Linked DNA regions of Homo sapiens: region 2 is linked to region 1. The links are chromatin loops, found by intact Hi-C in ENCODE. Cell type or tissue: endothelial cell of umbilical vein. All regions are shown on one strand. Each heading gives the region's core, and the rest is flanking DNA. Links, peaks and the distances in the headings are about the cores only.

What was found. A loop is a pair of places that touch in the nucleus more often than their neighbours do. Peaks named below come from ENCODE experiments on the same cell type or tissue, not always from the same donor. Only the 100,000 strongest peaks of a DNase experiment are listed, where the experiment ranks them.
Region 2: it touches region 1 in a loop (4-fold over the local background); 1 of 110 quality-filtered maps calls a loop at or near these places.

The regions. Positions count from the first base shown.
Region 1 is chr15:56,806,885-56,822,307 of GRCh38, reverse strand. No RefSeq gene overlaps it. Among named protein-coding and RNA genes, the nearest start is that of LINC03065, 72 kb to the left of the region's middle. RefSeq lists enhancers at 8,015-8,184, 15,306-15,423. In endothelial cell of umbilical vein, for the core only: no CTCF peak of the experiment used is centred there; DNase peaks (open chromatin) are centred at 4,887, 6,827 and 7,687; H3K27ac peaks cover 1,067 bases; H3K27me3 peaks cover 670 bases.
Region 2 is chr15:56,757,979-56,773,401 of GRCh38, reverse strand. No RefSeq gene overlaps it. Among named protein-coding and RNA genes, the nearest start is that of ZNF280D, 32 kb to the right of the region's middle. In endothelial cell of umbilical vein, for the core only: no CTCF peak of the experiment used is centred there; DNase peaks (open chromatin) are centred at 5,931, 7,971 and 9,531; H3K27ac peaks cover 2,703 bases.

The sequences.
Region 1 (15,423 bases), core at 3,433-11,432:
GGGAGGATGCTAACTTCATGTACTGAGTCTGGGAGCAACAACACCAGCACCATGATGAATTGGCCACTTAACCCACAGATGCCCTCTCTTCAAAGGCACTAGCAACCTCACGTGGGAAGTACATTTTGAGTGTATCTGGGAGGGAGTTTTTCTCTTATCCTCTGCCTGGACAGGGAAGAGGTTGTAGATAACCCAGCTTACTGGTCCAAGAGCTTTGACATCAATGGGAGAGGGGGGATCTGGCAGATTATGGTGTCATTTTGGCTGTGCAGGCCCTAGTCATCTTCTCATGCAGGATCAAGGAGGCATGAGCTACTTGGACAAAATCCTAATATACGAATCTAAATCTAACATCCTGTGAGTCCTTTGTCCAGACAGGTCCTCAAGTCCTCTGTGGGCTACACCACCACCTGCAGGCCAACCCTGAAAAGTACATGTCCAAGAGAATGGAAGAATTACTGGGCTCTATTCTGTCCAGTCGAGACATCTGCATTATGCTTCAAGTGTTTGTAGTCCCAGAGGAAGAGCCCACATGATTTATCAAATATATTTATCAATTCCTGGAATTCATTAGACAATTCCCTACACATTTCTTTTCATAGTCTGTTGTAATAATTGACATGCTCAAAAGGGATGGAGGCTTTTCTTGGTTCTCAGATGCAGATGCAGTCTCCTAACAAGCCTTACTTAAGGTATTCCTGCCTTCCCCTGACCTACCTGACCCAGCCCAGTCCACGTGAATGTCTCCATCCACTGAGATGAGCAATATCTAGTGCTTGGAAGACCCAGCCCTGAAGTCTCCACCTCTGGGTTTCCTTCTCTAGGAAACCGGCTTTTGAAAGAGTATAATTGCTCCTCTTCCTTGGGATTAAGAATCACTTGTCATAGAGTTGGAGTGGCTAAATTAGATGCGGGAACTCAGTTTGCACCAGAGTCACCTTCCTCAAGCACTTTGGGTTTACCATTTCATACCCAATCCTGGGAGCCATAGACACACGAGGGAAGACTACAGCACTAATCCTGGAAATCATCTGCTGGGAATTTTGAAGATAGCCCGTCCTGGCCATCACTAATAGAGGTAGTCAGGTCTGGCAGGGGCCCACACAATTGGGTTTTTATGATATGTGAGTGTAAGAGGAATAGAGTGGTCAAGAATGAGCCTCAAGTCTATATCCTGAGCTGCTGGATGAATGGTAAAGCCAGGAGCTGCAGTGTATAAAACTGTAAGAAAAACAGGTTTGGGAGATAAGACCAAGTTCTATTTTGAAAATGTTCAATTTGAAATGCTTATTAGACATCTAATGGAAATGTCAAGTAGGTGGCAGAATATGTTAAGTCTGGAGCTCAGGGGAAATGTCAGGGCTAGAGAATATAGATCTGGGAGTTATTGACAGAGAGACAGAAATTAAAGCCATGGGACTGGATAAGATCTCCTATAAAGTGAACGAGTGTATTTAAAGAACAGAAGATGTTTAAAGAAATTAAAAAATGAGGAATAAGAGGAAGGAGCCAGCAGACTCAGAAGAGGCCAATCCAGGGACACAGGAGGAAAACCGAGACAGTGCGTTGACTCAGATTCCAGGTGGTTCACCAAGTGAAATAAAATCCACTGAGAGGTCAAGTAAGAGAAGGGCTGGGAAATTGTTCAGAGGATTTAAGACATGTAGAGCTCACTGGTGATCCTGAGAAGAATGGCTTCAGTGCAATCATAGGGAAGCAAACATGATTGGAGAAGACTGAAAAGAGACCATGAAATGAGGAAGTGGAGAGACACTGAGTATTGACAACTTGCTTTAGAAATGATGATGTAAGGAGGCCTGAGAAGCAGGAGGGAGTAGTTGGAGGAGGGTGTAATTCTAGAGAAGACAGGTTTTTTAAAGACAGGAGATATTATAGCATGTGTATCTGCTATGGGAATGATCAAACAGAGAGTGGAGATGTAGAGATGGTGGAGACAGTGATTGATGAAAAGAGCAAAGCCTTTGAGTAGGTGATGGGGAATCCAGGGCTTAAGTCACAAGGTCTAGGAGGACTAAGAGTCTAGGACAGTTTTTCCATCATCAAGGAAGGAAAGGCAAAACTTAATGAGAATGCTGGTGGGAAATGTTACAGTTGTCTTGTGGTTGTTTCTATTTTCTTAGTAAAAGCAGAGATGAGGTCTGTTTCAGCCAGCTCATGCTAGCTCAGTTCACTGAGACTCTGCCCTAGACACAGAGCCAAGTAATTTACCCTGACAACTGAGTTAGAAGAGCCCACGTGTCTTGCAAAAGGTTCTGGATTCTCAGAAGTGCCACTGCCAGATCTGGTACCTGTCCTTGAGAAAGGATGTCTGCTAGAGAAGCAAACACATGAAACGCTCCCACCTCAACTAAGAACCCACCTAAACATGTTAAGACTTTGTAGTCACCCAGTGAAAAACACCACCCAGTGGAGTGGAATGTGGAAGAAGAGCCAGACCTGATTAGAGCCTCCTCCCACATCAGGCTAAGGCTGCTGGCATCCTATAAAAAAATTAAGAAACCTACCTTAAATATTTTTTTTACCTTCTCCCTCTGTGCTGTGTTTTAAACTTGCTTGCTCACAATGGATTTTCCCAGTTTGTCCTCATATTTGGATGGATACTCTGTCTCTACCCAACCTTTTAGAAAAGATGGTTCTTTGGTACTGCCCAAATGGTTTTAAATTCAGCTTCTCCGTAGAATGCTTCCCCTGAATCTCTACCTCTTCAGCTCCAATGAGCCTCAGACATGTCCCAGGCTCCCAGCTACCATATCTCTTCCCAGCCTGCCTAGGCCCTCACTTCTCAGGGATGAAGGTCTTCACACATATGAGAAACCATGTAAAGTAGATTTTAGAAGGATAACATAGTGTAACCATAAGGTGTTATTCAAAGCAGCAGCAGGAGCAACAGGGCTTTCTGAGCAAGGCTTTCCTATTTAGCCTTCTTTATCTTTCTCTAGCCATTAAAAATGACTTCTAAAGGAATAACATATTCCTTGGGAAAATGAGTGAAAGTACAAATGAATTAGGGTTTAGAGAAGATGAGGATAAAGAAGGTTGCTTCCTCATGGAAGACCACACACACACACACACACACACACACACACACACACACACTTTGATTACTACACATAGTAACTACATGTATTGTAGCTTACAGATGAATGAAAAACAAATTTGAATGTCTTTTTTAAAGCAAGATTTTTGTAATAAAACACAAAGAGATATATTAATATAAAAATAAAACATGCATGATGGCACATAAATATTCTAATTAGGTAAATAAGCTTTCTTCAACCAAACATTTGTGGAGAGGTGTTTGGGCCCTGTATTTGAATCAAAGTATCTAAGTAAAGGTACTTCTAATTAAATAGGAGTCAGGGTGAATATTTATTTTCTCACATAATATGTGACTAAATGAATGAGGCTGTTTTGTTTTTGTTTTCTGAACAACCCTTATATTGGAAGCCTAGTTTGTCAGGTGCTATGGCTCTAAATGATTTTGGAACTTCTTGTTAGGAACTACCTTCAGAGCTCTTTTGATGAATAGGGTGACTGATTATTTCTGTTTTCCAGAATGTGGGGCTATAGAACTGGGAGAGTCTTAGGCAAATCTTCTTGATTTACCTGGAACTGAGGGAGATGTCCAGTCCTAAAACTGAGAAAGTTCCAGGCAAAATGGATTGAGTTTGGTCACCCTATTCATAAACCACACAAGAACCACCAGCCCATTGCTTTATAGTCATACAGTGTTACTCAGTTTGATCTCCTCCTTATTTTTAAGACTGGCCCTTAATGTCCTTTGGCTGTTTCAAAGACCAAATGTGTTCCCTCCACCCCAGACAACTTTGTAGCAACGTACAGAAGAGCCTGAATTCGGAAGGCAATTTTACAAACTTTCCTTTCTTCCTCCCTCCCTTCCTTTCTTCCTTTCCTCTTTCCCTCCTTTTCATTCTTACCTTTCCGTATCTGAGTCACAGTATTTAAAAGTATGTTGTACAAGTGGTGGATATGATAAAGACTTCTTTACCAAACTTTAGTCAGGTTCCCCTGAACCCTCTTCTCGACTAGGCCTCTCCCCTGGTCCCCATCCTGTCTTTGGCCTGCCTGGTGTAGTTTTAGGAAGAGTCCTGCCAAGTCAGTTTATTGAGAATACCCTCCCTTGATACCTGATCACCCCTGGTATCTGATGAAATTCATTTTATCCTATCTCCTACCCAGTTTTGGAATCCCTAAAACCTCAACTTGTAGCTCAGTACATTATCCCTTCCCCTTACTTTTAGCTGCTTAACACATTTTATGGTAATCACTAATTCATCACATGGAAGTGAATAAGAACCATTTAATATGATTATCTTCTCCATTAAAGCTGTCATCATAATTAGAGCTGCAGTGAACTGTTTGCCAGGAATTATAACTTCTGCCAAGAAAAACTTGGGTGTCATTTTAGAAAAATTCTTAGGTGGGGGAGGAGGAGATCAGGGCCATCTGTGTGGGGATCCAAAGCTGAATAATGATAAGCAAAGCCCCTTTCTCCTATTCTCTGCCAAACTCTGGCCAGCCCTCCAACTGGACCTTGCCAAAGACTTTAACATGAACTAGCTTTCAAGGTAGTCCAAGAAGCACACCCTCTCAGGGGAAGAAAGCCTTTGGAAAAGGCAGCAACAAATAAACATCAGGCCTCTGTACATAAGGCTTTCTAAAAGTTGTTCCAAATGGTTTTGTTTGCTACCCCACTGTTTCCAGGGCAACCACCTAAGCCAGGACAGAAGTAGAAGGAGACATGAGGCTAGAATGGGACCACCCACTGCAATTCTCATTTTTATCCTGATGGCAAGAACCTTTATATCGACTCAAAGTGTTTGTCAGGCCTCTGGCTGTGAATCACTGGAATAACATTTTGCCCTGATGGAAGTGTGTCACAGGCTGCTGCTCCCACATCCCCCCCATACTGAGGTGTTTTTAAATGGAACCAAATATCCCAGGGGAATTTTCTCTGCACTACTAGCATTGCTTTGTTGCACATTTTTAGATTACACACTGTAAATTATAGCTGAAGAAAATACAGTATGCTAATTTCCTCCTGCATGTCTTTGAGTTATTTTTAGGAAAAGTGTCTTTGGAATTCAGCTTCTCAGGTAAATGTTTAAAATGAAGAGAATAATAAGACTAAGGCAGAGGGATGCTCCAGGCTCAGACCACAGCTGTATCACAGTCTGGCAGTTTGTAATGAGCACAACTTGCACGTCCAGCATGGATTTCAGCTGCCAATAGTGGAAGAAGCTCTGGACTGGGCATCAGTAGATTTGGGTGTGCATGCTGATTATGCAACTTTGGATAAGTGACTTTGGAGGAATTTGTGTCATGTTCCTAAGTCTTGACTTCCTCATCTATGGAATAAGGGTGTTCAGCGAGATCTCTAGAGTGCTTTCCACTTCTCATACTCCACGGCACTGTGTGCTAAACTAAGCAAAACGACCTCAAATCACATGAGTAGATTGTGTTGACTATCTTTAAAAAGAATGAATAAACTCAGGCCAGGCGCAGTGGCTCATGCCTGTAATCCCAGCACTTTGGGAGGCCAAGGTGGGTGGATCACTTGAGGTCAGGAATTGGAGACCAGCCTGGCCAATATGGAGAAACCCCATCTCTACTAAAAATACAACAATTAGCTGGGGGTGGTGCGCACCTGTAATCCCAGCTACTCAGGAGGCTGAGGCAGGAGAATCGCTTGAACCCGGGAGGCAGAGGTTGCAGTGAGCTGAGATCACACCACTGCACTTCAGCCTGGGCGAAGAGTGAGACTCTGTCTAAAAAAAAAAAAAAAAAAAAAAAGAATAAATTTAATCTGTGAACATTATAAATTCAGGAGCATAAAATACTTCAGCCTGCGTTCTTCATGATCTCTTACTGCACTGAGGTTGTTAATTTTTTCACGTGGTGTGCTGGATATCTCCCATTTGCCCTTTAGATCCACGTTCCATCTTTCTCCACCCTGGCAGACTGTCCTATAAGGACTACAGCACACGCTTGTGTCCTGTGGCTTCTAGGTGAGCTCAGCAAATGTGCAGAAGTTTGAAAAAACAGTTGAGTGTAAGGTTGCTCCCTCCCTGCACCTTGCCTGTGAGGTTGCCATGACTGCATTCGGCAACCAAAGGTCACAGCTCCAGTAAAGCACCCTCTCTACCTAGCTGTCTTCAAATTTCCATAATAGATTCCTCCACTTGTTGCTTCAGGTCTAGGGGCACTGTACGACCCCTGTGGTTCTCTATGCCCAGTCTATATTTTTAAAAACTCGTTTAGGCTGGGCATGGTGACTCATGCCTGTAATCCCACCACTTTGGGAGGCCAAGGTGGGAAGAATCCGAGATCAGCCTAGGCACATAGCGAGACCCCGTCTCTAAAAAATTAAATAAATAGAAATAAAAGATAAGTAAAAACGAGTCTTTATTTATTTATTTATTTATTTATTTATATTTTAAGGAGGGTCTCACTCTATCACCCAGGCTGGAGTGCAGTGGCACAATCCTGGCTCACCGCAACCTCCGCCTCTGGGGTTCAAGTGATTCTCCTGCCTCAGCCTCTTGAGTAGCTGGGATTACAGGTGCCCACCACAATGCCTGGGTAATTTTTTCTTTTTTTCTTTTTTTGTATTTTTTAGTAGAGACAGGGTTTCGCCTTGTTGGCCAGGCTGGTCTCAAACTCCTGACCTCAAGTGATCTGCCCGCCTCGGCCTCACAAAGCGCTAGGATTACAGGCATGAGTCACCGCATCCGGCCAAAACTAGTCTTTATTAAAGTCTCCCCAGAGTTTCCATTGTGAATGAGCCTTCTGTTTCCTGCCGGTGGTACGCTGACTGATACACCCAGTTTCTGGGGATTACGGGTGTGGCAAGACCACAAAGTCCATGGTGCTTATTACTGAAATACATAAATTTACCTTGAATGCATCCTTTTTTTTCTCTTTAATTGCGGCTTAGAAACGATAAGAATCTCTGTGTACTGCTGCTTTGTTATGTAGTATTTGACCTCTATCCATGCTCGTATTAAACAAGATTCAGAAGCAGATAATAGAAACCATTCTAGTAGTTTTAGCAAGAAAGGATTGGCTACAGGGAATCCCATGCCCACAGTTACAGGGGCTGGAGGAGTGGGCTGTGGACTGGGTTCCAGAACAACACTAGAGAGCTCACCTGTCTAGAGAACTATCTCTGCAACAATCTGGAAGCTGGGGATCAGGAAACCACTATACCACTCACCAGATCCTAGATCACACTGCCTTGCCACAATTTGGCAATCAGAAAATTGTGGACTCAACTGTTGGCCCCAAACCATACTGTAACAGATTCGTACCATCAAAATGAAGGCCTGGGCACTGCCTTCCTTCCTACCTGACTCAGTGCTAACTTAAATTTTCACACAAGTACATCTTATTGGTGGATCCTAATCATATTCCTAGCTGTATGAAAGTCTGGAAAATGTCACTTTTAGTTTTCTAGCCTCTGCAGTATAGGAAGGCACTCTACAAGAAGGGTAGAATGAATTCTGTGCAAGCCCCTCTGCTCTATCTGCCACAAAATTATTTCAAAAACGTGAACTTCGGGCATTCAAAAAAGAGCAAAATTCAAATCTTTACTCTAGGATTTATTAGCTGCGTGACCTTGGACAGGATGCAAGGTCCAATATTACTCAGCCAATTTTTCCTCTGTACAATGGAAGTATAATATATACCTCACAGAATTGCCATTCATTCATTGATTTATATCTCTATCAAATTTTTACTGATTTTTACCTTAGTACCAGAAGTTTTAGTTGAAAGTGACAAAAACTAATTGGTTGATTAAGCCAAAAAGAAAACTATTAAAGGATATTTGGTAGGTCGCAGAATTGCCAGGAGGGCTAGAGAGCCAGGCTCAAGGATGAACTTCCAGGATACCACCACAAACAGTTGTCAGGACTAGCCTGAAGACACTGCTACTGCCTTCACCTCCCAGCATTCAATGCTACATTTTGCACCGCCAGCAGGAACTTTACTGACACAAGCACTACTGCCAGCCCTGTTATAGGAACTCAACAATGCCACCTCTGAAGGCCAAGTGGCAGTGGTGTCACTCTCACTGGCAGAAATGGATTCCATGTGGCATTACTTTCTCACATTGCTCTCATCTCAAAGAAATTTCACAAGGATGTCTGATGGGGCCTGAGTCACATGCTTGTGCCCAGCTAGCTACAAGGGGGGTGAAGAAAGCATAATTTCTGATATCTAATTTGGGGAGGAAAGAAACTTCCTAACCAAAAGGAGAGTGTTCACAGGTGCTGAGCTCCAGACAAAATAGACTACACCTACTCCAAATGGCTAAGCAAAAAGGATATTTATTGGCTCTCATTCTCTTTCTTACTCTTGTTCTTACTTTGCTTTCCTTTCCCCGAGCTTCATTTTCAGGCATTCTCTCCCTGGTGGCAGGTTAGGCCCTGAGAGCTGTAAACTTACGTTCTACCAGCCAAGCAATCCCTTGGAAAGAATGTGTCTTTCCCAATCATTCCTTCAGAACTCTGTGGCTGACTCTATTGATCTGACTTGGATCACGTAAGCTTTCCTAAATCATTCACTGAGCCGAGAAGATGGAATAAATTTACACACAATTTTGGGTTACATGCCAACCAAGCTGTAGAGGTATAGGTTCAGCCCTTCTAGAACTGTCTGGCTCAAGCATCGCGGAAGAAAGTTTTTATAAAGGAAACTTGGGATACTGGCAGGTGAAAACAATTATTGTCCACTATAATCTCCCAAGCTGTTTGATATCCATACACACACTCTCCTTCTCATACATGCAGCATCATCATAATTGTTATCACCTGCAATAGTGCAACTCTTTTACATACCTCTCAAAACTCCCTCCTTCCCCAAGTGCTAGGCCAGTTACTGCATCCACCTCTCAGCAACATGCATTATTCTCAGGTTGGCCCAGAATAGCTCCTTGTGTATTGGCAAACTGAGGTTAAATGATAAATTTAACCTGATCTACAATGGTAGAAATAGGTCAGGTTATCTTAATTAAAGAAAAAAAAAACTCACATGGAAAAGGGAAGGGGAAGAAACAGCTTAGAGTGGTCATTGGCAAACAGAATTTGTCACATCCTGCTTCTCAGGAATAAAAAGTGCTGTCTGCTCCAGTGACAGAGTGGATATATTGGTCAGCAAAAGTAGTTGATTCTGGTTTTCTCCTCTGGGAGAAGAGCCAATGTCCAGTATCCACTGTGGTCACCTCTGAAAAGGACAGTGGAGAGGATCACTTGTGAGGGTTAAACTAATTTAGAACCTAATTTTCTATTGAGAAGAGTTCAGGGGCCTGGAGATTACCTTAGGTTGGTTAAGTGTTTATCCAGAAATAACAATTTTCTTAGAAACCTAGTAGGCCCTCCATGCACATCCAATGGTAGGATGTCCTCTCTCATAGCAACAGGCCTTAGAGCTCTGCCCTTCCCTCCAGCTCTCAGCCACAAAGCCTTCAATTTTAACATTTCCTGGGGGCAATGACAAGCAATAGCCTGAGTCGAAAGAGATAAAACCAATCTCAGCTCCAACATCCCATGTATTTCAGTGGTTGGGCTGTAAATTGGGGACTAAGTGAAGCCTCATCCGTCAAGGAAGGCCCAGAAGGAGGTGCTTAGTAGAGCTTTTCCGGGAGACTTTTTTTTAGCTCCTCTTAAGTTTTCAGAATCTTAAGACATTACTTCCACTAACTTTAACTCAGGGGAGAGAATTCAGCTTAAGATTATCTGACTACTATCCCTCTTTGATCACAGGCCACAATTAGAAAGGGCTTCCCTTAGCAGTTTCTGTTCTCTCTCTCTCTGCTTTCTGATGACCCAGTTGTCTCTTACTTGTAGTAACTTATCTTGGGCTAAAAAAAAGTATCCAACCTAATCCAACGAGCTGACGTTTTTCTACTGACTCTCCCAAATCTCCAGCTGGACAGACACATTGCCTGAGTTTCCAGATACAACATGCTTTTGAAGATAGGCATTTCCCAGCCAGAGAAACGGAGGTCCACACTGTCTCCTGCCTCACCATGACCCTTCCAACTTCACATTGTCATTCTAAGTGTCAGTTGTAACTGTTATGTCCAGGAATCAATTTCTACTTCAGTCTATTTCTGTTTCTGCGCAAACAAAAGAAACTCACTCTGACTATCTTAAGCTAAACAAGAAATGTGCTCAAGGATGTGGACTGGCACAAATAATTAAAAGAAATGCTAAGTAAGCACCAGGCTGTGAAAAGGCCAGGAGTCAAAACAGCTCTAAGTATCCAGATAGTAGGAACTAAAGGTCAGTCTCTTTTCGTGGCACTGTTAGCGGGATAAATGATCTCTGTCATTTTCTATCTCTACGTTACTCTGCTCGAGATTTAATTTTTAGGAGACAGAGTCTGAATGGCATTCTTGGGTCACACATATACTCACCTCTTGAGGGCAGGGCAGGACATTTTGAATGATTGCCTCACCAAGACTAGCAAAAAGATTGTTTCAAGGTGTTTTTACCAGAAAAAGATGGAGTGAATGCCAGGCAGGCAAAACCCAAAGATGGTCAATATTTGCTATGTGCTAAGCACTGTGCTAGTCTGTCTGGATCCAAAGATAAATGATGATGGCTAACATTTATTAATCATTTGCTAGGTGCCAGGAACTATGTATTATTTCAGATAATCTTTTTAATAAATAGCGTAACGTAGATACTCTTGTTTTTGTTTTTTTTTTTTTTTTTTTTTTTGAGACTGAGTCTCGCTCTGTCACCCAGGCTGGAGTGCAGTGGCATGATCTTGACTCACTGCAACCTCCGCCTCCTGGGTTAAAGTGATTCTCCTGTCTTAGACTCCCGAGAAGGTGAGATTACAAGCTTGTGCCACCATGCCCAGCAAATTTTTGTATTTTTAGTAGAGATGGGGTTTCACCATGTTGGCCAGGCTGGTCTTGAACTCCTGACTTCAGGTGATCCACCTGCCTCAGCCTCCCAAAGTGTTGGGATTACAGGCGTGAGGCACTGCACCTGGGCATAGAGTAGATACTCTTATGTCTTAGTGATGCATGATTTTTCACTCCTTAAGGCTTAGCTAGATCTGGGTTCTTGTCTCACAACCAGGAAACATTAGTCACACAGACATCAAAGAGTGAGTGGAGTGTAATTTATTAGGCAAAAAGGAAAGCTCTCAGCAAAAAGAGGGGTCCTGAAAGCAGGTTGCCAGTTGGCCCCCTTCAAAGTTGAATACAAGGGCTTCTATATATCTGCTGATGGGGCTGGGTTCCTGTATTAGTCCATTTTCATACTGCCGATAAAGACATACCCAAGACTTGGCAATTTACAAAAGAAAGAGGTTTATTGGACTTATAGGTCCATGTGGCTGGGGAGGCCTCACAATCATGGCGGAAGGTGAAAGGCACATCTCACATGGCAGCAGACAAAAGAAGAGCACTTGTGCAGGGAAATTCCCCCTTTTAAAATCATCAGATCTTGTGAGACTTATTCACTATCACAAGAACAGCACAGGAAAGACCCGCCCCCATGATTCAATCACCTCCCACCGGGTCCCTCCCACAACATGTGGGAACCCAAGATGAGATTTGGGTGGGGACACAGCCAAACCATATCAGTTCCCCATTTTTGTAAGGTGTGAATTCCTGGTGACTCCACGCCATCCTTCCAGTGTACTTGCGGGGCCCTTAGCCTGAGTCCCGCCACATTGATTTATTTCCCTTACCGCACATGTGCTAAGGGACAGAATTTTTCACCGTGGGCATATTTAGTCAAGCCCCCTGTGCACAATAACCTTGGTGGGTCAGAGGTTCTCTGGGGACCCTCTCCTATCTGTCTAGGATAGTTCTCCGCCTCCTGCCTCTATCCTTAGGTCAGTGTCATAGGTTTAATTGTGTCTACCCTAAATTCATATGTTAAAGTGCTAACCCCACTATATCAGAATGTAATTTTATCTGGAAACAGTCATTGCAGATGTAATTAGTTAAGATGAGGTTATTAGAGAGGACCCCAATCCCATATGACTGGCATCCTTACAAAAAGGGGAAATTTGGATACAGCAAGATGCACACAGTGAGAACACTATGTGAAGATAAGGCAAACAGTGAAGTGATGCTCCTACAAGCCAAGGAATGCCAAGATTGTCAGCAAACCACCAGAAAGGAAAGGCAAGGTGTGGAAGACATCCCTCAGAATGATCCAACCCTGTTAACACCTTGATCTCGGATCTCTGTGAGACAATAAGTTTCTCTGTGAGAACTGTGAGACAATAAATTTCTCTTGTTTCTACCACCCACCTTGTGGTACTTCATTATGGCAGCCCTTGAAACTAATGCAGTTGGGTTCTCTAGAAGCAGAGCCTGAGATGAGCTTATTATCCAAGAGCTCAATGAAAGGAGTACCTTCCTAGGCTTCTCCTGTGTTTTCCAAAGTGGCCACAGCATTATTTCTGGTCCCATATACTCCACTAGAATATTGTCACTTCTCCCTCAAGAAGACGAGTCTTTAAACTTGAATGGGCCTTGTGACTGTCTTTACTGATAGAATAAAGTAGAAATAACACTTTGTGACTTCCAAGTTTAAGTCACAGAAAGCAATTTAGCTATCATCAGGCTCTTTTGCAGGGTACTCTCTCTTAGAACCCAGCCGCCATGCTATGAGGAAGCTAAAACTAGCCCATGCAAAGAAATCACAGGCAGAAGGACCAAGGTCCCCAGTGAACGGTTTGTATCAGGTGCCATACATGTGAGGGATGAGACTTCAGATGATTCCCATCCCCAACCTTTGTCTTCCATCTCACAAATCTTTTAACCTAGAGACAAGTCACTACCTCAAAGTTCCTGACCCACAGAATCCATGAGCCTAATAAATGGCTGTTTTAAGCCACTAAGTTTTGGGGTAATTTATTTTGCAGCCATAGAAACTGGAACAGGTTTTTACCTGGAAGCGGGGTGTTGTAATAAAAATCTAAAAATATGATAGTGGCTTTGGGGAAGAAGGTGGAAGTTGGAAGGACCATGAAGATACTGGTAGAAGAGTCTGATGGTCCTCAAGAAGGCTTGTAGAGAGAGCTTGAAGTAAAGTAAGAAAAAGTTCTTGGAAATTGGAGGAAGATCTTTGTTATTTAGTGGCAGAATGTTTAGCAACACAAGGACCTGTAATAAAGTAGAAAGCAGAAATTATACCCAATGAACTGAATTATCTAGCTAAGGAGATTCACTGGAAGAATGTTGAAGGTGCCCTCTGGCTATTTCTTCTTGTTTACGGTAAAAGATGAGAAGAAAGAAATAAGATGAACACAAAACTGAATTTGAAAATAAAACTGTCACTTCTAGGCTCTGTAAGATTGTCAATTAAGGAAAATGCTTCAAGGCAAAGATGAAACCTAGGTAAGAACAATAAGATCCTTTGATATGATCTCAGAAAAATCTCAAGTGATTCCTCAGAGAACAATTTAGTCAGATAAAAGATCCTCTAAGGATCTTAAGGGCATATCCCACAGATCACCTTTATCAAAAAAGGGCTTATAAGAATCTTAAAGATGTTGTCCCTTGGGAGCCTAATAGGAAGACCAAGGTAGAGAAGGGCTTATCTTGAAGGAGACCTTTGGGTAAGAATTCTGTTTAATGGAGTGGATTATAATATAATTCATTAAAAACTCAAAGATTTTAAAAGAATTATATCAACTTGGACTGAAAGATATAGAAAATACAAAATGAAATCCAAATTTCTGTGGGCAGAAACAGGCTGCAAAAATTACTCAGCCATAAACATGGGCTATTTTCCATGGAAAATGAAGATGGCCAAGAGGGTAGAGCCAAGAGCCAAAGTGAATTGTTCCCAGGCAGTAGAATTGATCCTTTAATCAAGGAACTGGCAACATATGTCCAGCTAGATTTCAAAATTGCTGTGGACCAGTGAATCCTGTGTGTATCAATTTTCTTCCTTTTTAAAAAGCAATGTTCATAGCAGTATTTTCTACCTGTTCCATTACTGCATGTTGGGAATGTGCAAGAGAGTTTTGTTTCTTTAGTTCATAGGTCTACATATCAAAAGGAAATGTTCCCAATAGGAAGTGGGCTGTTCCAGGGGTGAAGCCCTCAGAGGGATATCATTTCAAATTATCTTTTTGCTTTCCCCTTAGGGGCTCTTCCTTTTAATTCTACGTGTTGAGAGACCTCTTATCCTTCAAAGAATTCAAGATGTGCTGGGAAAATAATTGTGTAGCAGATTCTGATAGTTCTCTTCCAGTGTCCATTCTCCTCTTTTTCAGTAAAAGAACCCTTGCATTCTAGCTAAACACATGTCTGCCAGGAACAAAGATTGCATTTTCCAGCTTCCCTTGCAGCTAGGCTTGGCCATTTGTTTAAGTTATTGTCAATGGGATGTCACTTTCAAAGAGTATACCTAAAATAAGGATTATGCCCTTGGTTGTATTTTCTCCTTCCTGCTGGTAGGAATACAGATGCAAAGACCAGCTCTATTCAGCAGTCACACTGGATCATGTCTATACAGTCATACCCTAGGGTTGATAAAGAACAAAGCTGGAAGGATCCTGAGTCCCTGCCAAATTGATATTTTATATCAGAGAGTAAAATCTTGAGTGTTAAAGCCACTGTAAAATTGGGGTTTCCATCCCATGCTATACCATCTCATCCTCACAAATAAGATGTCATAGATGGTAGAATTATGGCTCTGTGAGAGCAGGGACCTTGTCTGCTTTAGTCATGGCTATGTCTCCAGCATCTAGAATTATGCATGGTGCATTATTTATAAAGAAATGAATGAATAAAATATTATGACAATTAAGAATGAAGAACCAACACAAAAAACTGAGACCAGCATTTCCCACGTACAATGTTTTTTTTAGTTGTAGTTAAATATACGTAAAATAAAATTTACCCTTTTAACTATTTTTTTCAGTTGTGCTAAAATACACATAACATAAAATGCACAATCTTAACTGTTTTTAAGTGTATAGTTCAATGGTATTAAGTACATTCACATTGTTGAGCAACCATCACTACCATCCATCTCTAACATTTTTCATCTTCCAAAACTTTTTTCATCCTTAAAACTTTTTTCATTTTCCAAAACTGAAACTCCATATCCTTAAACAATAACTCCTGTGGCCTCCTCCCTTAGCCCCTATCACCATTCTACTTTCTGTCTATATGGATTTGACAAATCTATGTACCTCATATAATTGGAATTATATGATATTTATCTTTTTGTGACTGGCTTATTCCACTTAACATAATTCTTTAAGATTCATTCACGTTGTAGCATATGTCAAAATGTGCTTCTTTTTTAAGGCTGAAAAATATTCCATTGTATGTGTATACCACATTTTGTTTGTCTGTCTATCAATGAGTTGCTTCCACCTTTTGGAGAT
Region 2 (15,423 bases), core at 3,083-11,082, 49 kb after region 1:
ATACCGTTTACTCAACCTCTTGCCTTTTCTTGGAAGCAACAAGGTGTAGTAATAAAAGCAATACTGCCATTGGAATAAAAGGAAATTGTTTTAACTCTCAGCTCTACTCTTTCCTAATCATAGAAACTGGAAATTTACTTAAGCGCTGTGAACATTAGTTTTCTCATTTGTTATGCGTAGAATGCTAATGCTTGCCAATTCTTGGGATAGTTGTGAGGATCAAATGAAATAATGTGTGTTAGGGAATTGCCCTGGAAAGCCTCTTTCTGGCTTTGAAGTGCGAAATGAACTATGGAGGAGGTATAGAGCAGAAGATACTGGCAGCTGCCTGATCTCTGTCTGTGTGTGCTGGATCCCTTCCCTTTTTGTTTACTCAAGCATTTTGTTCCTGGAACTGCCCTCTCTGTCTCCCACACCATTAGTTTGTCTTTCTCTATTGGGTAATTCTGGTCAACATACAACCATGCTGTAATAGCTCACATCTGTAAGACTTCACAACAACAAACCTAGACCTTCTGTTCCCCCACCAGGTGTAATTTGTCTGCTCCTCTTTATAATGTTTATTTCCTCCTGCTCTTTATTTTTCAAATTATTATTCAAAACATTTTTCTTTTCTAGAGACAGGGTCTCACTCTGCCAACCTAGCTGGAGTGCAGTGTTGTGATCTTGGATCACTGCAGCCTCGAACTCCTGGCTCAAGGGATCCTCCCATCTCAGCCTCTGGAGTAGCTGTGACTACAGGAGCACAGCACCACACCTGCCTATTAAATTTTTTTTTTTTGTAGAGATGGGTTCTCATTATGTTGCCCAGGCTGGTCTTGAACTCCTAGCCTAAGGGATCTTCCTATTTTGGCCTCCCAAAGTGCTGGGATTACAGGCATGAGCGATCATGACTGGCCTTCCTCCTGCTCTTTATTTAACCTACTCTGTGTTAGTTTGGGTACTCTGAAAAGCAGATACCAAGATGGAATTAGATGGGTAAGAAATTTATTGGGGAAATATCTGTGGAGGATAAAGGGAGGGTGGAGGAGTACCTGGGGAGTGCCTTTAGACTATCATCCAGGCCTGATACCTGGGAAAGGAGAAGGGGAAGGAAGGATAACTGGGAAGGAAGAGTCTCAGACTGTAGCACAGTTCTCGTTTTCCTTCATTTCACAGATAGACTAGGATTCTTTGCTAACACCTCCTTGTTGAAATCTCTAAATGTTGAAATGCCCCAGGACTAGGTCCTCAGCTTCTTCTGTATGTAGACTTACTCCTTTGGTTATGTCTTCCAGCCCCATAGTTTTAAGTGCCATCTGTATGGCAATGTCTCCAAAATTTACATCTCCAGTTGAAAGCTTTCTTTGAGCTTCAGAATTGAAGATCCATCTGTATACAAGACAACTACTTGAAATCCTCTTAATTGTCTAATAGGTCTCAAAACTTGAAATGTTCAGAACAAAACTTCTGATTTTGCTGTGAGGATAATTACTACAGTGGGCAAAAGTAGAAGAGTGAGACCAGATAGAAGGCTATTGCCATAATCCAGGTGAGATACAGGTGAGAGATGATGCGGGCTTGGATGAGTGGTGTAGGGACTTTGTAGATGATTAGGTTACAGACCTGGAGAAGAGGGATTATCCTGGATTATCAAGGTGGGTCCAGTCAAATCACCTAAATCCTTAAATGTGGAGAGGCTTTCCCGGCTGTGGTCAGAGATGTTGTGACAGAAGGGTCAGAGAGACGTGATGTTACTGGCTTTGAAGATGGAGGAAGGGGGCCATGAGCCAAGGAATGAAGACACCCTCTAGAATATAAGAAAGGAGAAGAAACAGTCACATTTCTGACCTAAAGAATTATGAGATAATAAATTTGTGTGGTTTTAAGCCACTAAGTTGTGGTAATTTGTCATATCAGTAACCAGAAACAATCACAGCATGTGTGTCCCATTCCCTGTATCAAAAGCAGGTAAAGACATTAAATGAAGTTCAGAATTGTGATTATTTATGGATATGGGTATTCAACTTTCTGAACTGAGATCATATTTATGGTTAAAATAACACAGGTCTTTCTAGTACCTTGGAGTGGTCATAAAAGTGATGAGCTTTCCATATGTGCCTGCAGGGATGAGAGGAACATCACCCACTTTATCTCATCCCGACTGAGTTAAATTTTAAGGACAATGATAAGTAACTTTTTTGTTTTTGTTTTTTTGCAGATGGAGTTTCACTCTTGTTGCCCAGGCTGGAGTGCAAAGGTGCGATCTTGGCTCATTGCAACCTCCACCTCCCTGGTTCAAGTGATTCTCCTGCCTGAGCCTCCCATGTAGCTGGGATTACAGGTGTGCACCACCACACCCAGCTAATTTTTGTATTTTTAGTAGAGGTGGGGTTTCGCCATGTTGGTCAGGCTGGTCACGAACTCCTGACCTCAGGTGATCCATCCACCTCAGCCTCCTAAAGTGCTGGGATTACAGACAAAAGCCACCGCCCCCGGCTGTAACTTTTTTTTTGGTAAACGGTAAACAAAATGAATACATGGACATGCAGGGACAATGGCACTAAATCAAGGTGGACAACAATATGACTCAAAGAACAGACCACATTGCAGAGAACATAAGCAGACCTTAAGCAATTTAATCAGAAAAACTGAGATGGCTACAGCCCAGTGAAATAGATGGTGTTTAATAAGGTTACACTATAAAACATAGCCTTCCTCAAATTAAAATTTTAAATTTATTAATTAAATTTGAGCTAGAAGTTACTCTTTTAGCCAGAAGGTAAGATGAAAGGGAAAAGTGCCAGAGAAGAGATATGAAATGCACAGAGCAGAAACTTGCCACACAGAGGCAAAGAAACCATTCCACTTAGAAAGTTCCAAGTGGCATTTGAGAGAAAGGATATTGGAGGGTATTAAGAGGGAATAACTGTGAAAATCCCCAAACGGGGTCTGAAATTCCTCTGGCAGCAATCATGGAAAGAGGAATACTAATGTTATAACCATTGTTTCAAAGCCTGGTAGGCCGAAGTTCACTAACCAATATTTGCATGTTTGCATGGGGCACGAATGAATAGCATTTGCAAATTCCATGTTTAAAGTTCCCTTGTTTAGAAATCTGACTTGCTTGATTTATGTCTCCTTAATCTACTTAGGCGAAGACCTTTCCTTGTGTTTTAATATCAAATAGGCTTTAGCATAGACTGGTCTAACGGGACTTTGCTATTGGTGGAGGCTTAATAGGGCATCAGGAGATTATAAGTAAATTTCATTAGGAAGCTACAATCTCTACCTCAGGAAAGATTACATATATATACGTGTGTGTATATACATACATGTATATGTGTGTGTGTGTGTATATATATATATATATATGTAAAAAAGTCAAACATATATACTTTGTAGGGGGTCAGGATATCCCCAGCTTTGCTAGAGGAATATTCTAGAAATACCCTGCAGGGATTACCTGAAGGTTTCTTATATTCCATCTACTGTTCACCTCCAGTTATGAACAAGCTACATAAACTTAGAGCCCAGGATTGCTTGGATAATTGAAGTTTTCCACTTTCAAGCAAACAGCTGAAAAGATCATGGCTAAATATAATTATTGTTTGGACAATGGATTTGATAGACAATAAAAGAGCATATTAATCACCTTTGACTGGTAGGTAATATTAGTTGCTGGTAAGGAGGGGAATTAGGTGGCTGTACTGGAGTTGTTTTCTATTTTTTAGAATTCTGAATTTCTGTCTAATTGTTACCAAAGAAGTAAACTATGAGTTATCCCAGAGAAGGGAAGCTTTCCTAATTTGGCAGACTCTAAAACAACTAAAAGGAACCCTCCTTAAGATGAATGCAGTTAAAAAACAAATATAGTCAGAGGGTTATGAAGATTTCTGTTCATAAATTTATGGGTGTTTGCATGTGAATAACCATGAGAATTATTTGAAATTTGTCTTAAAAGCGTTGCTGCTAAGAAGCAGCATTCTGACTCAGGCGATCAGGGAACTATGAATAGGGTAGGAACTATGAATAGGGTAGGACTCCAAAGAGAGTGGGAGATAGCCCAGAAATAGGTTGAAAAAAGAGGAGGCAGCCTAGGGTAAGGGCATTTCCTTTAGCCACTCCAGGCTAAGGGAATTCACAGATTCTGCAGAAAATATATTACATGTAAACAACAGAATCACACATTGCTTGCTTATTTATTTACTTATGAATAGGTAATGAATTAACATTTCAAAATTCTGACTGCTCAAGAGTATACAGCAACACATTCTCTTCAATTCCAATACAGCGACCTACTTTCCCTCCTCACAGGCAACTAATATTACCAAAATCTTATATATCCTTCAATGCAATATGAGCAAATATAAACATACAGTTTTGCCTTTCATGCAAATGATAGCATTCTATATACTTTGAAGCTTGCTTTTTTTTTTCACTAAACTATACTTGGAACTTACTACATATCAGTAAAACATTTACCCTTCTTTTTTCAGCAGCATGATATTCCATAGAATGGATGCATTATAATTTATTTGATCAACTTCATCTTGATGGATATTTATTTGCAATCTTTTGCTATTACAAAGAATGCTTCAAAGACTTTTCTAGAACGTATGTCATTTTGCACATATGTAACTAATCTGCAGGATAAATTCCTAGAGGTAGAATTACTGATTCAAAGAGTATATGTGTTTGTAATTTTGACAAATGTTGCCAAATAATCCTACATAGAGGTTGTACAATTTATGTTTCTAACAGCAATATATGAAAATGCCTCTTTTGGCTGGGTGCGGTGGCTCACGCCTGTAATCCCAGCACTTTGGGAGGCCGAGGAAGGTGGATCACGCGATCAGGAGATCGAGATCATCCTGGCTAACGTGGTGAAACCCCGTCTCTACTAAAAATACAAAAAATTAGCCGGGCGTGGTGGCGGGCGCCTGTAGTCCCAGCTACTCGGGAGGCTGAGGCAGGAGAATGGCGTGAACCCAGGAGGCAGAGCTTGCAGTGAGCCGAGATCCCGCCACTGCACTCCAGCCTGGGTAAGAGAGCCAGACTCCGTCTCAAACAAACAAACAAACAAAATGCCTCTCTCACACACTCTTATTTATGCAGTGTTGCCAAGCTTTGTTATGTTTTCCAATTTGATGGGTTAATTGTAATATTTCAGTTTATTTTATTTTTATTTTTATTTTTTGAGATGGAGTCTTACTCTGTTGCCCAGGCTGGAGTGCAGTGGCATGATCTTGGCTCACTGCAGCCTCCGCCTTCCAAGTTCAAGTGATTCTCCTGCCTCAGCCTCCCGAGTAGCTGGGATTACAGGTGCCCACCACCACGCCTGGCTAATTTTTGTACTTTTAGTACAGATGGGTTTTCACCATGTTGTCCACGCTGGTCTCAAACTCCTGACCTCAGGTGATCCACCCTCCTGGGCCTCCCAAAGTGCTGGGATTACAGGTTTGAGCCACTGGATCTGGCCAGTTTAATTTTAATTTGCATTTCTCACTATGAATGCAATTGAGCATCTTTTCATATATATTTGAGAGTCCTTTTTATTTCCTTTCATGTAAACCATTCACATTCTTTGCTCATTTATCTTCTGGGTTATTGGTTTGTCTCTAGTTTTATTTTTTTTTAATTCTTATAGATAAAAAAGTTGGGACTTTGTGATATGAATTGCAAATGTTTTCCAACTGTTTCCACAGAGTTCATGGATATTAAAAATTTCTTTGCCTTTATCATTTGAATAATAATTTGGATGATATAAAATTTTGCGATCATACTTTTTTTCATGAAGATTTTGGGGCATTTCCCTATTGTCTTCTAGAATTGAATATTACTGTAGAGACATCTTATGTCAGCTTGTTTTGTTTTTACCCTGCATAGATGACTCATTGTTTTTGTCTGATTGTTCAAAGGATTCATTTTTTTATCTTCAAAGTTCAGCAGTTGTATTAGGATATGTCTCAGTGTTGGCCATTATGCATCAATTTTTCCTGAGACCTGAGATGCCCTTTCAAAATGAACATTTTCTTCCACAGTATTTCAAATACTTTTTCTAATTCATTACATAGAGATTTTGAATAACTGTATATTGGATTTCCTTTGCCTGTCTTCCCTACTTATTTACATTTTATCTATCTCTAATTGTTTTAAATTCTATTTACTTTCGTTAATTTTGCTTGCTTTTCTTATTGCTAACTTCTATGTTTCTTTCTGTATTCTCATCAGTATCTAGTCTCCACTGTGCTACTTCTGATTTTGACTCCATTTCTATTTTTAAGCCACTTTCCTGGTCTCTCCATTTTCCTGAGTCTTTTTTTTTTTGAGAGACAGAGTCTTGTTCTGTCACCCAGGCTGCAGTGCAGTGGCACAATCATAGCTCGCTGTAGTCTCAAACTTCTAGGCTGAAGCGATCCTCCTGCCTCAGCCTCCAGAGTAGCTAGGACCACAGGCATGTGCCACCACACCCGGCTACTTCCTGAGTCTTGTATATCTGCTGTATGTTCTTGTCTTTTTAAAACATTGGTAAAATTACATAGCATAAAACTTAGGATTTTAACCATTTTAAAGTGTACATTTCTGTGGCATTATGCACATTCACCCTGCTGTGCAACTATCATTGCTATCCATGTTCAAAACTTTTTGGTCTCCTCCTGTTGAAACTCTGTACCCATTAAATGCTAATTCTCATTCTTCCTTCCCCAAAGCCCCTGGTAACCACAAATTTACTTTTTGTCTCTATGAATTTGATATATCATATAAGGTATCTCATATCTCCAGGTATCTCATATAAGTGGGATCATATAGTATTTGTATTTCTTGTGGCTGGTTTATTTCACACAGCACAATGTCTTCAAGATTCATCCACATTGTAGCATGTGTCAGTTTCCTTCCTTTTTTTTTTTTTTTTTTTTTTTTGAGACAGAGTCTTGCTCTTTCGCCCAGGCTGGGCTGCAGTGGCGCTGTCTTGGCTCACTGCAAGCTGCGCCTCCCGGGTTCACGCCATTCTCCTGCCTCAGCCTCCCGAGTAGCTGGGACTACAGGCGCCCGCTACCACGCCCGGCTAATTTTTTTTGTATTTTTAGTAGAGACGGGGTTTCACCATGTTAGCCAGGATGGTCTCGATCTCCTGACCTCGTGATCCGCCCGCCTCAGCCTCCCAAAGTGCTGGGATTACAGGCGTGAGCCACCGCGCCCGGCCAGTTTCCTTCCTTTTTAAAGCTGAGTAATACTCCATTGTATGTACATATGGGCTCTTATTTTATACATAGATTTCTTCATTAACTGTTAAATCCATGGCAAAATATTTGCTCGAAACTTTCATCTGCTCCATGGAAATACTTCTGTGATCAGAGTTCACCTATATTTATTTTTTTCTGTTCCTTTTCTCCGTGTGTGTGTGTGCGTGGTGTGTTCTCATCATACATATATATAATGTATACATATACACACATATAAAATGAATATATATAATGTATATATACACATATATAATAAATATATATAATGTGTGTATATATACACGCATATATGTAATGAATATATATGTGCATTCATTCTGGATGGTTTATTCTTGATTTCTCATTTTGGATGAAAGGGCTTTTCTTGACTAGCTACTTGTAAATGGTTCATATGATGGAGATGCTGGAGCCGTGTCCAAGGCTAGCAGCTCTCCTTAGGGACCCCAGCAAAGTGTGAGAGTCCATTTAACTATTACCTCTCCCCAACTGACAAAGATAGGCAGCTCTACGACTCACACCAGGCTCTTTTTTTCAATCCTCTGCCTCATCAACAGATTGTTTCTTAAAATATGGCTTTATCACATGAGTCTGTTCAGTCCTACCACCTCTACTTCTCAGAATCAAATGGTCATGGATGCTTCTGTCACCACCCCACCTCCCCTGTTAGGACACATGAGGATTAGAGCTCTGCATCTTGGGAGTACTCCACATCTTGGGGTAGTGCCAGTTGTCTCAGGGATTTGCATTTACAGGCATCTCCTTCTGCTTCCTCCCACATCCTGTTTGTTCTTCATTGCTTTTGGCAGCCCTTCTACCTATTTGTGGCTTAAAGTTTCATATGCATCCTAGCTTGTGTTTCTGTTTCTCATTCTTCTTTTGGGTGATTTCCTAGAGCAAAAGGGGGAAATGCCAATTTTTACTTCATTATATTCAAACTGGAAATCTGTATTTAATTCTTCTTCCATAGCTTAGGATAAGTGATTCTCAAATAAATGTATTATCGTTTTTATAAACCTTCAAGTTAGAGAAATTTCAGGTAAGATTATTTATATTTGAACCAAGAAGACCCAGCTGACAATTGCAATCACAAGCATGATGATGAGAGGGCAGACCAAGAAGCAGCAGCCTCGCAAAAGGAGGCCGGCACTGGCTTATTCCTAGTTGTGTATGTCGCATGCGACACCTTTATGTTCTCTGAGTCTATTGTCATAACCATCGATATATTTTCTATCACTCCATCTTTCCTACAAGTTTCAGATTTGAAGGAAAACAGCTGTTACTAGCCAATACTGTGATTGTGATCTAAGCATAGCCCTTGCAGCTGGGCATGGTGGTGCATACCTGTAGTCCCAGCGAATCCAGAGGCTGAGGTAGGAGGATAGCTTGAGTCCAGGAGTTTGAGACTAGCCTGAGCAACATAGCAAGAACCCCATCTCTCAAAAAAAAAAAAAAATGACCCTCCACTTTCTTCCAACTAAACATATTTGCATACGAAAAACTTGACTTTAGCTGGGCACTGTAGCTCACGCCTGTAATCCCAGCACTTTGGGAGGCCGAGGTGGGCGGATCACCTGAGGTCAGGAGTTCGAGACCGGCTTGGCCAATATAGAGAAACCCTGTCTCTACCAAAAATACAAAAATTAGCTGGGTGCGTTGGTGCAAGCCTGTAATCCCAGCTACTCAGGGAATTGCTTAAACTTGGGAGGCAGAGGTCATAGTGAGCCAAGATCATGCCACTGCATTGTAGCCTGGGCGACAGAGTGAGACTCGGTATTAAAAAAAAAAAAAAAAAAAAAAAAACCACCAAAAACCAAAACCAAAACAACAACAATAACAACAACAAAAACTTGAACATCTATGAGTGTATAGCAGGGGCTTGCTCCACTGTGAAGACCCTGCTGACCCACATTCAGGAAGGCCCTGAAATGTACCTCTGATCTATGTACAATATGTGAAATCTCATCAGTAATAATTTACTGTTTTGTGTTATTAGGGCCTCTTTTAAAATGCCTATATTTCTTTGAAAATAAGCAAGTTTTCATTGACATCTTTGTGGAAATTACTTTAAAAAAACTGTTTCTAGAGGAAGGAACATTGAGAAAGGAAACAGAGGAAATGGAAATTAAGAAACATCCAAGATAAACATTACTCTCTTAACAATCTGATGTAGCTTGCAAGTCAAGTTGCTACTCACATTATTTTACTAATAGTTATATTAGTAAAATTATATAACCATACCTGTAGGGAAACTAAATGTAAAATTTGGTAGGTAAGTACTTCTGGTGAGAAGGCAAAAACTTTTAAAATGCCTATAAGTAATGCCTACATTCGTTCCTTATTTTATGGAATTTTTAAGCCTTTCATTCCACACTAAGTCCAGTTGACCTTATTGTTCTTCCTAGAGCATACCTCTGCTCTATGGAAGCTTAGCTACTGTTCTGTTTATATCCTGTGAAGGAATACTGGCCAGACCAGCTAGTTTAAGGGAAATTAAAAGAAGCTCCACCCTGGGATTTTGCAATATCAACAGCTCTTATTTTATATGAAGAGTGATGTTAGGATTAGAATTAAGCTTTCCTGTACCAGGCTGGCATGGATAGTTGTTGCTCAAAGTCATAATTATCCAGTCATTTCATTTTTAGAAATGGATTTTTAAAAATAAAGTGACAGAGAAATGTGGATGTTCAATATGATCTGAATCCAGCAAAGATTCTAATGTAAAAAAATAAGCTTTGTGAATTGGAAACTATCATCTGACAGAAATCCTGTTTTGATTGACAGCCTCATATGGGTATAATATAATCATCCATACATTATGTATAAATTTACCATCATTTCCAAAGCCAAGCAGAACACATTGTTACTCCTTCTTAAAAGTACTCTTAATCCTTTGGCTTATACAACTGGAGTGATACTGCCAAGACAGCTATTTGAATTTCTTGTCTCATAAACAGAAGCACTTAGGCACAAATACTTGCAATAAGAACATATTTTGCAAGCCATTTTATTAATAGTTATGGTTTTGGAAATGATTAGTTAATAAAAATTGCGCCTATAATAAATATTGTGTTCTTATAACTTATTTATTCAGTGATCATTCACTTAATTGAGAATTTTTCCAGGATCTAGTACTTTTTTTTTTCTTCCCTTTTAGTCATTTTACATTTTAGTACTAAGATCAAGAAAAAGGAAAATGATAATAGCCAAAAAGGTATAAACAATCCAAGTATCCATCAACTGGAGTGGATAAATAAAATATGTATCTCCATAAATGGAATATTATTTAGCAAGAAAGAGAAATGTAATACCAATACATGCTATGACATGGATGAACCTTGAAAACATTATGTAAAGTGAAAGAAGCCAGTCATAAAAGACTGCTTACTGAACTGTATGCTTCAGTTTATATAAAATGTCAGAATAGGCAAATCTAGGGAGACAGAAAATAGCTTAGTGGTTACCTAGGGCTGGGCAGAGGGCAGCAGGATGGGAGTGACTGCTAAAGGATATGAGATTTCTTGTTGGAGTGATAAAAATGTTCTAAAATTGATTGTGGTGATGGCCGTACAGCTCTGTGAATACACTAAAAATCATGGAATTATATACTTTAAATGGGTGACCTATATGGTTATGTGAATTATGTCTAGCTTAATCCGTTAAAAAAATGAAAAAAGGAAAGTGAGATTCTTATATCAGTCACATTTCTAACAGTCATAGGGAAAAAAATCTGATGGCATTTTGATATGGAGTATCAATGAAAACTTAACAATACAACAGGAATTCTTACAAGCTCTAAAAATGTTTTATCTAGCAAAGTATTTTGGCTACTTTAATGCCCAGTTAAGTGTTTCCTCACTGTATTACTAGTCAGGTTCTCTGGAGAAACAAAATCAATAGTAGGATGTGTGTGTGTGTGTGTTTGTGTGTGTGTGTGTGTGTGCATATTTATATTGATATTGGTCTCAATATCGATACAGATATACACAGCCCCACACCCCCACACACACCTATTTTTTTTTATTATTATACTTTAAGTTCTAGGGTACATGTGCACAACGTGCAGGTTTGTTACATATGTATACATGTGCCATGTTGGTGTGCTGCACCCATTAACTCGTCATTTACATTAGGTATATCTCCTAATGCTATCCCTCCCCCCTCACCCCACCCTACAACAGGCTCCGGTCACAAACACCTATTAAGACCAATATCAATATAGATATACAGAGAGAGAGAGAGAGAGAGAGAGAGAGAGAGAGAGAGAGAGATTTATTTTAAGGAACTGGCAGATGTGGTTGTTGGGGCCGGCAAGTCTGAAATCTGCAGGGCAGGCCGGCAGGCTGGAGACCTAGGGAAGGGTTGGTGTTGCAGCTTGAGTCCAAAGGCAGACTGAAGGCAGAATTCCCTCTTCCTTGGGATCCACTTTTTCTCTTAAGGCCTTCAACTGACTGGATGAGGCCAACCCACATTATGAAAGGTAACGTGCTTTACTCAAAATCTACTGATTTAAATGCCATCTTAAAAATACATTCAAAGTGGCAACTAGACTGGTGTTTGACCCCCCAGTCTAGATGTCCAAATATGTGAATATCCAAATATGTGGATAGCATGGATAGCCAAGTTGACATATAAAATTAACAATTATACCCACTTATGTGGGGAAGTTAGTACAGTAATTTTAATTTTTTATTCCAATTTGGCTATCAACTGTTGAGAGCAGAGAAAGAGCAGGCCAACTGTTGAGCAGAGAGAATTTAAAGTAATCAATACAGGCACTATGGTATTTTGGAACTTAATTTCTTTTCAGAAGAAAAATTAATGCCTGTTTATTATGATACATTTTTTAAATGTCAAAAAATAGAATAAATAAAACAAAACTGACTCTGTCCTCATAATCCTGAGTTATATTTTTCAATTAGACTTTGTCTAGAATGGCTTCATAAATTGGGAGTTACGATTTTTAAAATAAGGAATATTTTAAAATCAAGTTTACAAAATGTATTAAGAAAACTTATTACGAAGCAACTAAATACAAACTGCCTACGGTATGCAATAGGTCATTGCCACTTTTTAATACAAACAAGGAAGTGAAGAGAATCAAACAATAGTGTTCATTGAAGAGGAGCCCTTTATGAGGCCATGGTCCTTACATTTGCAACTGCTAATCTTGCATGTAACACAAATAATGACAATGTTTTGCCTTTCTTACCAAAACTTTTGCACCCTACTCTATTACCCACAAACATTTTCTCCACAAACTTAAATAAGCCGGCAATGAATTTCTGCAGTGAAAACATTTTATCTTAATTGTGAATCAAACCACAGCCTACATTTGCTCTGGGGACCACATGTGTAGCAGATCAATAGTTATTAACTGAGAGTAAACTAAGTCACAGCAAGTTATAGTTAATCTATTCTACAATGTTATCCACATGGGAGAAGAGGAAGGGAAGAACAGAAAAATTAATATGAATGCATGCTATGCACCATGTTCGAAGGCCTATCACATGATTTAATACAACAATCCTGCAAGGTAGGTAATGCTTTGCCTGTTTCTAATAGAGTAGCAAACTAAAGCCTGGAAGGATAACAACATTGTTCTAGGTCACACAGCTAATAAACTGGGAAGCCTTTCTTTTCCCAGAGATTATCTTTGTCTTCAGTAGTCTCAAATAAAAGAAAACAGATGTTTTCTGAGCCTCAGGCCTTGTAACTGGTAATCCCTTTCCACTTTCTTAGGATCCTTCAAGCATGTTTGAGCTCCCATGTTTCAGCTTACCTAAAAATGCTCTGGTTTCCCAATTGATGTAGTAAAACCTGGATTGTTGTACTTCCCCACACCCCCTGAAGTTGTCTTGGCAATGGTCCAGTGGCCAGCCTGTCTAGCCTACATACAGAATCTGGTTTCTTTCTCAAAGTACAGTCTTTGTGAAGTTCACTGGAGTTTTTGAAACTATCAGTAGTGTCTGAATTTGGCTCTGTTTCCAGTCTGAGCTTTTTGATAAGTTATGATGAGGTGTACCTGGATTCTTATAATTCCAGACAAGTTCCCACATATCCCAAAAGTTGGGATCAAGCTTTATAAATGGATTTGATGAAGAATACAATGAATAAAGTATAAGCTGCAGATTTTTGTTTTGAGCTACTAGGTAAATGATGGTGCAATCTGAGACTGGTAAGACCGAGAAGCACTTTATTGGGGAAGTTGCAAGGAAATGGGCTGTTTTGAGCTTTAAGCACTTTCCTCATACCACATATCCAATGCCTCATCAATTCTGTCTTTTCCACCTTCAAAATATGTCCTTATTCCAATATTTCTCACTAATCCATTACCTCCTCTGTACCAGTCCAGGCTAAACCAAGAATACAGACACTATTTAAAACAGAGGAGATTTAATGCACGGAATTAGTTACACGATGATACAAGAAGCGAGAAGCTAGAGGGGATGGCAAGGTTACCTAGAGATTAACCACAGTGGGAATAGCAGAAGCAAGAGTCATTGGGTCCCTGCCAGCAGTGCTGCTTGATTGGGACACACACATGAGAGAGAGAGAGAGAGAGAGAGGAGGAAGAAGAAGACGAAGAAGAAGACAAAGAAGAAAAAGAAGGAGAAGGAGAAGACGAAGGAGAAGGAGAAGGAGGAGGAGGAGAAGGAGAAGAAAGAGAGAAGGAAAGAAAGAAATGAACTTGCTTCTTATTTGGGCTCTTCCATCTCCAAACAGTGCCTAAAGCCAGCCAGAAGCCGGATGAAATGGACCTGGAAAATGCAGAATGCAGGGACCAGCTAGCTAAGCAGAGCAAAGGAAGGGAGAAGAATGGGTCTGAGAGCAAATAGGCCCAGCTGGCATGGAACCTAATTCAAGCCACCATCATCTGTTGATGGATTTATTACAATGGTCTCCTAAGTCATGTCCCTGCCTTTACTAACCTCTCCTGCTGTTAGGGTAAGATTAAGCTATGGTAACAGAGACCCAATGATACAATGGCTTATTGCTTAAATACATTGCTTTATCTCTCACAGGTTGATAGGTTGATGGGAGCTTTGCTCTTCAAAACCCCAAGACCAGGGCTCCTTCTGAGTCCTTGCTTCTTATCTCCTTGGGTACTGTCATCATTTGCATATCAACACAAGGTCTCTGCTGTGTCTGAGTTGTGGCTTTCAGGAAGGGAAAAGACATTCAGGGCAAGGAATTTATTCTTTATCCAGTGACTCAGAAATTTCACAAATCATTTTACTCACATTCCATTCCTGTAGGGCTTATACTTAGGCACATACCCACATGCAACTGCAAGGAAGGCTGAGAAATGTAGCTTTAGCTGAGCAGCTAATTGCACCCAAGAAGGAGAGATTGAACTTGGTGGGTACAATCATGTCCCCTATAATCTATATTCCGGTTAGCAGCCAGGATATTCCTTTTAAAACAGGAGTCAGATAATGTTTCTCCTTTGCTCACAACTCTTCAAGGCTTCCCATTATCCTTATACTTAAATCCACATTCCTCATTATAGAATATAAGACTTCCAATTCTGGCATCTCCCTACTTCTTTGACCTCATCCCTACCACCAGCAGCAGGATCCTTGATTTGTAGCATTTGTCAATTTCCAAAGTATGAGTATTCCTACCATGCCTGATATCAGCTACCAAGGTAACATCACTGATTGCAAGGTTGGAAAGAGATGTACAGTTTCAGCTCTCGTGAGCTAGTATAAGCTGCCTTCAGCACACTACTGCCTACCATTCTCTGTTACTCAAATTTACCTAGTTTTTCTCTTGTTCCTCTAAGACAGTACTCCTCAAAGCATGGTTCCCCAGACCATCAGGATCAGCATTACCTTGCTAGAAATGCATATTTTTGGGCACCATCCCAGACCTACTGATTCAGTTGCTCTGTGTGTGGAGCCAGCAGTCTGTTTTAACAAGCCCTCCAGTTGATGCTGGTGTTAGCTCAAGTTGGAAAACCACTGCTCTAATATTTACTAAGCTTCCTCCCAATTTGGGGCCTTTATTCTTCGGCATTCTCTTCTACCTGATACTCTCTTCCTCCAGAGCTTTCATATTATCCGGGTCTCTGTGCAAATATCACTTCCTCAAAGTGGACTTCCTTTCTGCCAACTCCACTCTAGTCTCCTCACTAGAATATAAGCTGACATCAGGGAGTTTGTTCTGACTTCTGCATGTCCAGTACCAAAAACAA